Linked DNA regions of Homo sapiens: all the other regions are linked to region 2. A link is a contact called in ENCODE Hi-C or POLR2A ChIA-PET data. All regions are on one chromosome and are shown on one strand. The core of a region is the stretch at or near the end of the contact, and the rest is flanking DNA. Distances in the headings are between cores, read along the strand shown. Region 1 holds the start of CNDP1 (carnosine dipeptidase 1). Region 2 holds the start of DIPK1C (divergent protein kinase domain 1C). Region 3 has its middle 41 kb from the start of LINC01922.

Region 1 (2,700 bases), core at 83-2,582, 77 kb after region 2:
CAAGACCTCAGAATGTGACCTTCTATGGAGATAGGGTCATTGCAGATTGAATTACTTATCTTTAGATAAGGTCACATGGGCATAGGATGGACCCCTGATTACACACAACTGTGTCCTTATGAGAAGGGACAATCTGGACACACACACATACACAGGGAGAACATCATAAGAAGATGAGGGCAGAGATCGGGTGATGCTTGTACAAGACAAGGGACACCAAGGACGGCCAGCAGCCACGCGGGTCAAGGCCTGGAGCACGCCCTTCCCGCTCAGCCTCAGGAGAAACCTGCCCTGCCCATACCTTCATCTCAGACTTCCAGTCTCCAGAATTGAGACCGATTTCTGTTGCTTAAGCCACCCAGTGTAGGGTACTTTTGTTAGAGCAGATGTTGGGGCTCAGAAGCCAATACCCCAAAATATGGTGCTTTGTTCAAGCTGAACTGAAAAGGAACTTCAAGGCCTCTCGGCTCCCCCACCCCCACCATCTCTCCCAGAGTTCCTGAAGTGTCCTTATCTCCTTCAAGTCTGACCCACCAAAGAAGAAAGGAATGACCTCTAGTCCCTTCCCTGAGTTTTCGTTAACTGAACCCATATCTCAGGAAGGAAGGCTGACACCGAACACGCTGGACAGACTTGTCAAGACCATTGTCTGCTCCGGGGCCCAGCAGACTTGAACGAAGACCGTGGCGTGCTCTTCAAGCCCACTGAATCCTCCCTCGTGAGCGCTGATTGCCCTCAGCTGAAGTCCTCTTTTCTCCTCCCATAACCTGTTGCGCGAGAATCTAAGCCGCCACTCCTTGTGGAACCTCAAGAGGGTGTCTCAGCTTCCCAACCCCATTAGGGATTGGTCCTTCCTTCTGAAGGCTCCCATGTCACTTAAAACTAGGAGCAAATCAATCTGTTATGCCTCTTCTCCAATTCAACTGCCCTTTGCAAGCTGATTTTGCAGCGAACCTTCAGAGAGCTGGGAAAACTCTACCCTCGGCCCCTGCACAGCCCTAGGAAGCTAATCCTCGGCCGTAACATTCCATCACAAGGGCCCACAGCCACAGTGTGTGGGGGCCTGTCATGTGAGGGGGCTGTCACCTGAGGGGGCTGTGCCGCTGGCTCAGCTCTGCCTGCTGGCCGGGGCCCTACTCCCTCTCAGAGATGACACACAAGTGCCCCCAAAGAAGAACCCGAGGAGTCGCAGGCTGGGCCAGGCTGCTGGCTTCCAGTGACATCACATGACTTTGGGGCCACTGCCTCATCCCGTATCTGCGCGTATGAGATGCATTGTCTCTTCCTCTGCAGTTGAGCTGAATGAATACCTCCGAAGCCGCTTTGTTCTCCAGATGTGAATAGCTCCACTATACCAGCCTCGTCTTCCTTCCGGGGGACAACGTGGGTCAGGGCACAGAGAGATATTTAATGTCACCCTCTTGGGGCTTTCATGGGACTCCCTCTGCCACATTTTTTGGAGGTTGGGAAAGTTGCTAGAGGCTTCAGAACTCCAGCCTAATGGATCCCAAACTCGGGAGAATGGTGAGTAGGACCTCCTCCATCAGAGTCCGTGCATTGGGTGCCAGAATTCCATTTGTCCCGGGAGCATGTGCGTTAAGCCCAGTTGGGCAGGGCAGGCACCCAGCGTGGCCCCAGATGCTGCTCCTCATGGTGTTCTTAGGTGCTGTCTTGGCCGAGGAATGTGGTATTTGGAATTATATTTTATCAGTAATGCTTTTGGGTAGTTGTGTGTTCTTAACAATAATTAAATGGCATTATTGTCAAGTAGTTCATATTCAAATTGTTCATGAACTCAGTCTTCTTAAATCAATTTTTTTCTGTACTTTTTCTCTTTAAAAAAAATGAGTTTGCTTCCTGGAAGAATTTGCCTAAATAATGGTAACAGACAGTGTGCTGTTTGTCCTGGTCCCAGGTTCCCGACTTAAGGGCTAGTTTGCAAGAGCTAATCACCGGGCTAAATCACCCCAGGCCTTTCTCGGCGAGGTTTCCATGGTTCAGGTGCAAACCTGAGTGTGGGTGTGGCGGGAAGGCTTCTCTCTAGGAAAACAAGCAGGCAGGTACCTTTGGCTGTGAGGTTTTGTGGGGTTGTGTTCCAGACTACTTGGAAAGATAAAATTCATGGACGCTTTTTATTTCCATTGCAAACACACACATACACACACAGAAATTTTCAGAATTTTGTGGAAGGTTGATACGTAGAAGACTCTCAAAAGACATACTGAAACAAATACATGCAAATGCGAGGCTGGAGACACAGTGAGCAGGCAGGTGGTGACCTGACCACAGCCGGATTCTAGAAGTGGGCTTTGCCCACCTGCAAGACCATGAGATTCCCACACCATGCTGCAAAATCACTGCTCTGAGAGAAAGAACCTCACCCTGTGGTCTGGCCATGCTTTCCATTGCTGACTTTTTTTTTTTTTTAAAGAACCCATGACTGGCCAGGGCATTGGGGTGGGGGTTAGAAGAGGACATTTCACTGAATACTGTCTTACTTTAAAAAATCTTTAAACTGTGTCATGATAGTATCTATTCAAAACATTAAAGTTAAAAGCAACATGAAAGAAAATAATTTCCCTGGCTGGGCATGGTGGCTTATGTCTGCAATCCCAACACTTTAGGAGGCCAAAGCAGGAGGATCACCTGAGCCCAGGAGTTCAAGACTGGCCTGGGCAACATAGTGAGACCCTGACTCTA
Region 2 (2,700 bases), core at 41-2,540:
CCATATGTAAGCAACTGGACTGAAAACTTCCCATGTGTTTCTTGAAGATTTTTTAGAAAATAGATCTCTTTTCAAACCAAATGCTTAGATGGTCACTATTTTAGGAAATGAATAATCGCTTAAGAAGTCATGTAAGAGTAGCTGCTACTATCTTCCCCTTTCTGGGATTTAGGGGACTCCCACCTTTACTGAAGTCTCCTTTGCGCCTGAAAGAACGGCTAGCCAAGTTTCCAATCAACTAAAGGTGGGCGTTTCATTCATATGATGTGAGCCCAGCGTACGCAGCAGTCTGCAAAATGCGAAATGTTTCTTTCTCTCCCTAATTCTCTGGCTCAGCTGAGGAGCTGCTGGGTGCGAGCTTTCGGGCCCTCCCAGGTTAGGAGGCGCCTGTCGAGGACCGGGACCCGGGATCCTCCCGGTCCCAGCCGCCTCCGCAGCGCTCTCTGCTCGCCCGAGCGCACACTGCGTCGGTTCCCACAGACCGCGACCGCGGAGAGCCTGGGCTCTGGAGCGCAGGGGGGCCGGGGTCAGACCAGCCCTCCGCATGGGCTCGGTGAGATAGGGGGTGACCTGGCAGCTCAGGGTGGAATCACAGAACGCGGGCTGGGCTGGAGCGCTGCGGACCCGAGAGACAGAGGCGTGGCACCCCGGATCCCGAACCCCGCACTGGCTTGCGCCCCGAGCCCGGCGGCCTGACACCGGACGCGGCACCTCCCTGGACACTCGGATCAGACCCGCAAACTTTCTTCCGGAGCTCGGGCTCAGGGGTGGCGAGGGTAGGACGGAGAGGCTGTCTGGGGACAAAGGGCGAATTCTGGCGAAAAGGGGAGAGACACCCCCAGCGCGCCCACAGAGCACTGCCGGCTGCGTCCCCATTCGGGGGACCGGGGCGTGCGCCTCTGGCACTCCACGCAGGTGTCGGGAACCCATGTCCCCGGCGGGTGCCACCGCCACCCAAGTCCCCGGGAAGGCTGGGGACCGGGAGCGGGTGTGATCCCCCCTCCCCGGACGCGCGGCGCGGGGCAGAGCGGCGGCGGGACCTACCAGCGCGGCCAGGATGCGCCGGCTCTTCTCGTCGGTGCAGCGCTCGGAGAGGACACCCGGGTGCGCGCGGAGCAGCAGCGCGGCCGCCAGCACCCAGCCCGCGGTCCACGCGGCGAAGGCGAGGAGCGTGCCCCGCCCGCAGCGCCCGCGCCTCCTGCACCACCCGGCAGGGCCCCGCGCGCCCGCCGCCCGCGCCATGGCCAGCCCTGCCCGCGCCCGGGCCCCACCGCCGCCCGCGCCCCGAGTTCCGCACTCGCGTAGCTGCTCCGCGGCTCAGGCCCGCTCGGCGGGGAGGGGGAACGGGGGAGGGGCCGCGCGAGGGTTGGGGCAGGCCCCGCGCCTGGGGCGGAGGTGCGGGGAGGGCGTCCAGCAGCAGCAACACCCCGCGCGCCCCGAGCACCCACTGGGGGTCCACTCGCCGCATCCCCTGCTCCACCCTCTCTACTTTTCTTTTTGCACTTTTTTCCCCCAAGAAGACCAGCTCCCCACTTAAACGAAATCCGGGTAGATTCAATCGCCTCTCTCTTTGGGGACTGATTCCTCAAGACTACATATCTTTAATTGTCACATTGCCCTCCCCCACCAACTTCTCTGAGAGGCCAGGTGCCCTTGCCCCCAGCGCTCTGTAGAGCGCACCCTCGCCCCAGGGGGCTGCAGCGTTGTCCCCCCCCGTTTACCTCTCCACTAGAACCGCCCCCCTCTGAGTCTCACCCCAACTTGGGTTTTCTCCGGGCCCTCCCGGGAGTGAGATCCGGAGCATGCAGAGAGTCGGGGGTCGAGGACAGTCAGTAGGTTCTGGGACGACCCAGCCCTCCCCTTCCCACGGGCACCCCTGAATCAAACCCCCCGCCGTCTCCCAGGCTGCACAAACTCTCGGGCGTCCTTCTCAGGGCTGCAAAGATCTGCTCTCTGGAAACATCTCCGTTACCCCGGGGAGGAGAACACGTCCACCACGTGTGTCTAAGTCTATATTTATAGATTCGCAGTATCATCTGGGAGAGCAGGCATCCGTGTTCCCATCCCAATTGTTCTGTAAAGCAGGCTGGCCCTGGGCCCACAGGGCGTCCCTGGTTCTCACCAGCATCCCCCACCCCACCCAGGGATGCTTCTCACTCCCTGAACGCCTTTCCCCAGGATAGGGGGAGGCGGCGCCACCCCAGGGGAACTGTCACAGCTGAGGGGCTGTGAAAGCCGCCACGCCCGGGGCTCCTGCATTCACTGAACAAAAGCTTATTCAGTGCCCAGTACGTGCCAGCCCATCCCGGATCGCTCTCCCGCCTGCCCTGCGCCTGAATTTCACATGACCCGTTCCCGAGTTTAGAGATAATAGAAACATGCCCTGATCACTGCGTGCTGTGATTGTCCCACAGGAGCTGGCTTCTTGCCCTTGTCTCTTCTGCAACTCGCTGCTTTAACTTTGTTTTATGGCTGGCTCGGTGGTAGGAGTCCCCAGGAATGACCAAACATCAGATGAACAAACCCTGAGCCCCAAGAAGCACTTCGGGCACATCACAAATATGCCCCGAATGCAACAGACCCTTGGGGTTTGGGTGTCACTCAATCAACAGCAGGGTTTGGGTGTCACTCAATCAACAGCGGTAAGGCCAGGTGAAGCTCTCTCTGTGTGAAGCTTCCCCCCACCTCCATCCATCCCAG
Region 3 (2,700 bases), core at 142-2,641, 89 kb before region 2:
AACTAGATTGTAAGCCTCACATATGACCTGCTGTGGCATGAAATGTAATCATATGAGGCTATTAGAGAAGTTCATACTATACATGGTTAGTGATAAGAACGCGAATTGAGCTGTGATCTTAGGTCTGCAGCTGGCTTGCATGGCTTTTACTTTGAGGGCCTCTTTTTAAAAAAATCAACTCATGTGAGTTCCAGAAAATAACAATAGCTCATACTCTCTGTTTCCAATTTAGTTTAACAGATATCCACATAATGAAGATGCTGAGAGATAGACCTGAGGACAAAGAGTGGTGAAGGAAGCTCCATGATGGAGCTACTTGTGACCCACGGGAATCTAAGGTATTACTATTTTATGTGTCTTCTTCAGGATTAACTAGAGAACAAGAGTACACCAGAAAACTATTCCTTTCCTCACTTGAAAAGCAAATGCAAGTTGTTACAGTGCGCAATAGGAAGCACTATGAAGAAAGAGCCAGGACCGAGCATATCTTCAATTTTAAAGGGAGGGGGAAATGCCCCCCTCCAAAAATTAAGTGACTCAGAAAAGCAGGAGATAGTCACCAAAAAGTTTGATTGTTTAAGAATGGATGGGGGAACAGAATTCACAGCTATGGTCAGTATTGAAAACGGGAAACATGGATAGATGGGAGGCAAGTCCACCCAGCATCTTATTAATCACAGCAGGGTTACTGCGGGCCTCCAGGATGGCTCCCACGGAGTCCCACCTTCCTCTGCGTGTGGCCTGTGTCATCTGTTCCCATAGCCAAGCCTCAATCAAATCCCTGGCCCACAGAAACAGCAAGGAATAAATATTCACGGCTGTTTTCGGCCACTGGATGTTGGGGTTAATTTGTTACATGGCAATAGATAACTAACACAGTGGTGCAGTGTAGGAACAAGGTCAAGAACCAGGGTTTGCAAGCAAAATGGCTAGGTAAGCCCTTGAGAACAGTCATATGAAAAATATGAGAAAATGTCTGGCAAATTAGACTGTGCAAATTAGACTGGGCTCACTCTCACCTCACTTTGCATAGGAGGAGAACAAAGCTCTGAAGCCTTACTACCCAAAACAGATTCCTCAGAAACTCTGGGGAAACCTGTGTTCTTACCAAGTCCACCCACTCCATGGGAAACACTGATCTAACTGTTATCTCAAGATTGGGAAATGACAAAATGCCAGGGCTTCTTTCCCCAGTTAACTCCCCCCAGTGTTGCTAACATACAAGAGCCTGGTCAACCTGAGTCAGGGTTAGGTGCCCCCTTCCCAGTACCCTGTCTTTTCCCTTTCACGGGACTTTCTTGGTTTTGTAATTGCCCTTTTACTTCTCTCTGGGCCGTGCTGGCCTCCTGAGCCAGTCCTGGGTGGCAGGAGCCATGTGGTATTGCCATGCCTGGCAGCCTGGAAAGAAAGCCAAGGCTGTGAGAGGCAAGGTGACCTCTGCCTGAGGTCAGTTCAGCAGGCCGGTGACACACAGAGCAAGAATCGGATCTTTCAATGCTTAGCGCGGTATTCTCCCTGCTAAGCCACACAGTATGTCGCTACTTTCAAGAAGTGTTTAAAAACACGTGATCTAGGCCGGGCATGGTGGCTCACGCCTGTAATCCCAGCACTTTGGGAGGCCAAGGTGGGCAGATCACCTGAGGTCAGGAGTCAGGAGTTCAAGACCAGCCTGGCTGCCATCGTGAAACCCCATCTTTACTAAAAATACAAACATTAGCCAGGCGCCTGTAATCCCAGCTACTTGGGAGGCTGAGGCAGGAGAATCACTTGAACACAGGAGGCAGAGGTTGCAGTGAGCGGAGATCACGCCACTGCACTCCAGCCTGGGTGACAGAGCGAGACTCCATCTCAAAAAATAAAAAATTAAAAAAAAAATTTTTTTAATGTAAAAATTGGCTGGGCATAGTGATGTGTGCCTGTAATCCCTGCTACTTGAGAGGCTGAGGCAGGAAAATTGCTTGAAGCCGGGAGATGGAGGTTTCAGTGAGCGGTGATCGTGCCGCTGCACTCCAGGCTGGGTGACAAGGGTGAAACTCCGTCTCAAAAAACGAAACAAACAGAAAAATGTGATTTAAAGGAAGGACCTAGAAGGCACGTTCACATGGTCATTTTCATGGGTGTCAGCAGTCTCCGCTGTATGTACATACAACTCCTTTGAAAACCTTTCTTCAGATTAGTAGCTCTCCGTCTTTTCTGTCCTTCCTTGTTCCCATGTAAACTCACTTCTCACTTCACTCAGGGGTGACCGAGGCTTTGAGGGCAGTGCCTGGAGCTGATCTATTTGAAAAGCCGCTCCTGAAGTTAGCTGTATAGTCAGGGAGTGCCTTCCCCACTTCTCCTCTGTTGTCCTCGGGAATCACTCTTAATCGGCTTGGGCCAGTGCCCTGAAATCTTCCTAGTTTACAGCACTGAGAACTTTTTGAGAAACAAGCGTAAACACTCCTCAGTTATCAGCAGAGATGATTGGCCCTCAGAGATTGTGATCAAGGATCCAAAGTCCATCGAGCAGTAACACATTTTCCTGCCAATCCCCAGTCCCCAGCCAGGCAGTTGTTTTGCAGGCGGGGAAGCCGGGGGACTGACAGAGCCCCCGACGCACGTGGCCATGTGATCCACCGCCTCAGAAGGTCCCCAGGAAATGTGGTAAACTTGCTACGGCTCCCAGTGTAAATGACAGCTAATGGTTACAACTGAGATTTT

Evidence for each region. A loop is a pair of places that touch in the nucleus more often than their neighbours do. ChIA-PET counts read pairs that join two places held with the same protein, here RNA polymerase II (POLR2A). Pooled maps may share reads with other maps.
Region 1: a loop to region 2 is called in a pooled map, with 4 times the contacts of the local background. The contact joins the promoter of CNDP1 here to the promoter of DIPK1C in region 2. A Hi-C loop is called at or near these places in 1 of 168 maps with a recorded cell type or tissue (posterior vena cava) and 4 of 50 pooled maps. POLR2A ChIA-PET finds 5 or more read pairs at or near these places in 2 of 52 experiments (MCF 10A and PC-9).
Region 3: a loop to region 2 is called in a map of SK-MEL-5, with 6 times the contacts of the local background. The contact joins the enhancer-like site here to the promoter of DIPK1C in region 2. A Hi-C loop is called at or near these places in 5 of 168 maps with a recorded cell type or tissue (SK-MEL-5, astrocyte of the cerebellum, cardiac septum and 2 more) and 7 of 50 pooled maps. POLR2A ChIA-PET finds 5 or more read pairs at or near these places in 4 of 52 experiments (GM10248, activated naive CD4-positive, alpha-beta T cell, activated naive CD8-positive, alpha-beta T cell and 1 more).

The regions. Positions count from the first base shown.
Region 1 is chr18:74,533,168-74,535,867 of GRCh38, forward strand. It overlaps CNDP1 (carnosine dipeptidase 1), which reads left to right and starts at 1,333. Exons shown (of 12, transcript NM_032649.6): 1 at 1,333-1,524. The coding sequence starts at 1,501.
Region 2 is chr18:74,456,018-74,458,717 of GRCh38, forward strand. DIPK1C (divergent protein kinase domain 1C) reads right to left here and starts at 1,291. Exons shown (of 4, transcript NM_001044369.3): 1 at 1,045-1,291. The coding sequence starts at 1,242.
Region 3 is chr18:74,366,705-74,369,404 of GRCh38, forward strand. No RefSeq gene overlaps it. Among named protein-coding and RNA genes, the nearest start is that of LINC01922, 41 kb to the right of the region's middle. Within about 2 kb of position 1,392, at least 3 of the 41 ENCODE cell types and tissues checked have a DNase peak (open chromatin) inside an H3K27ac peak, as active enhancers do.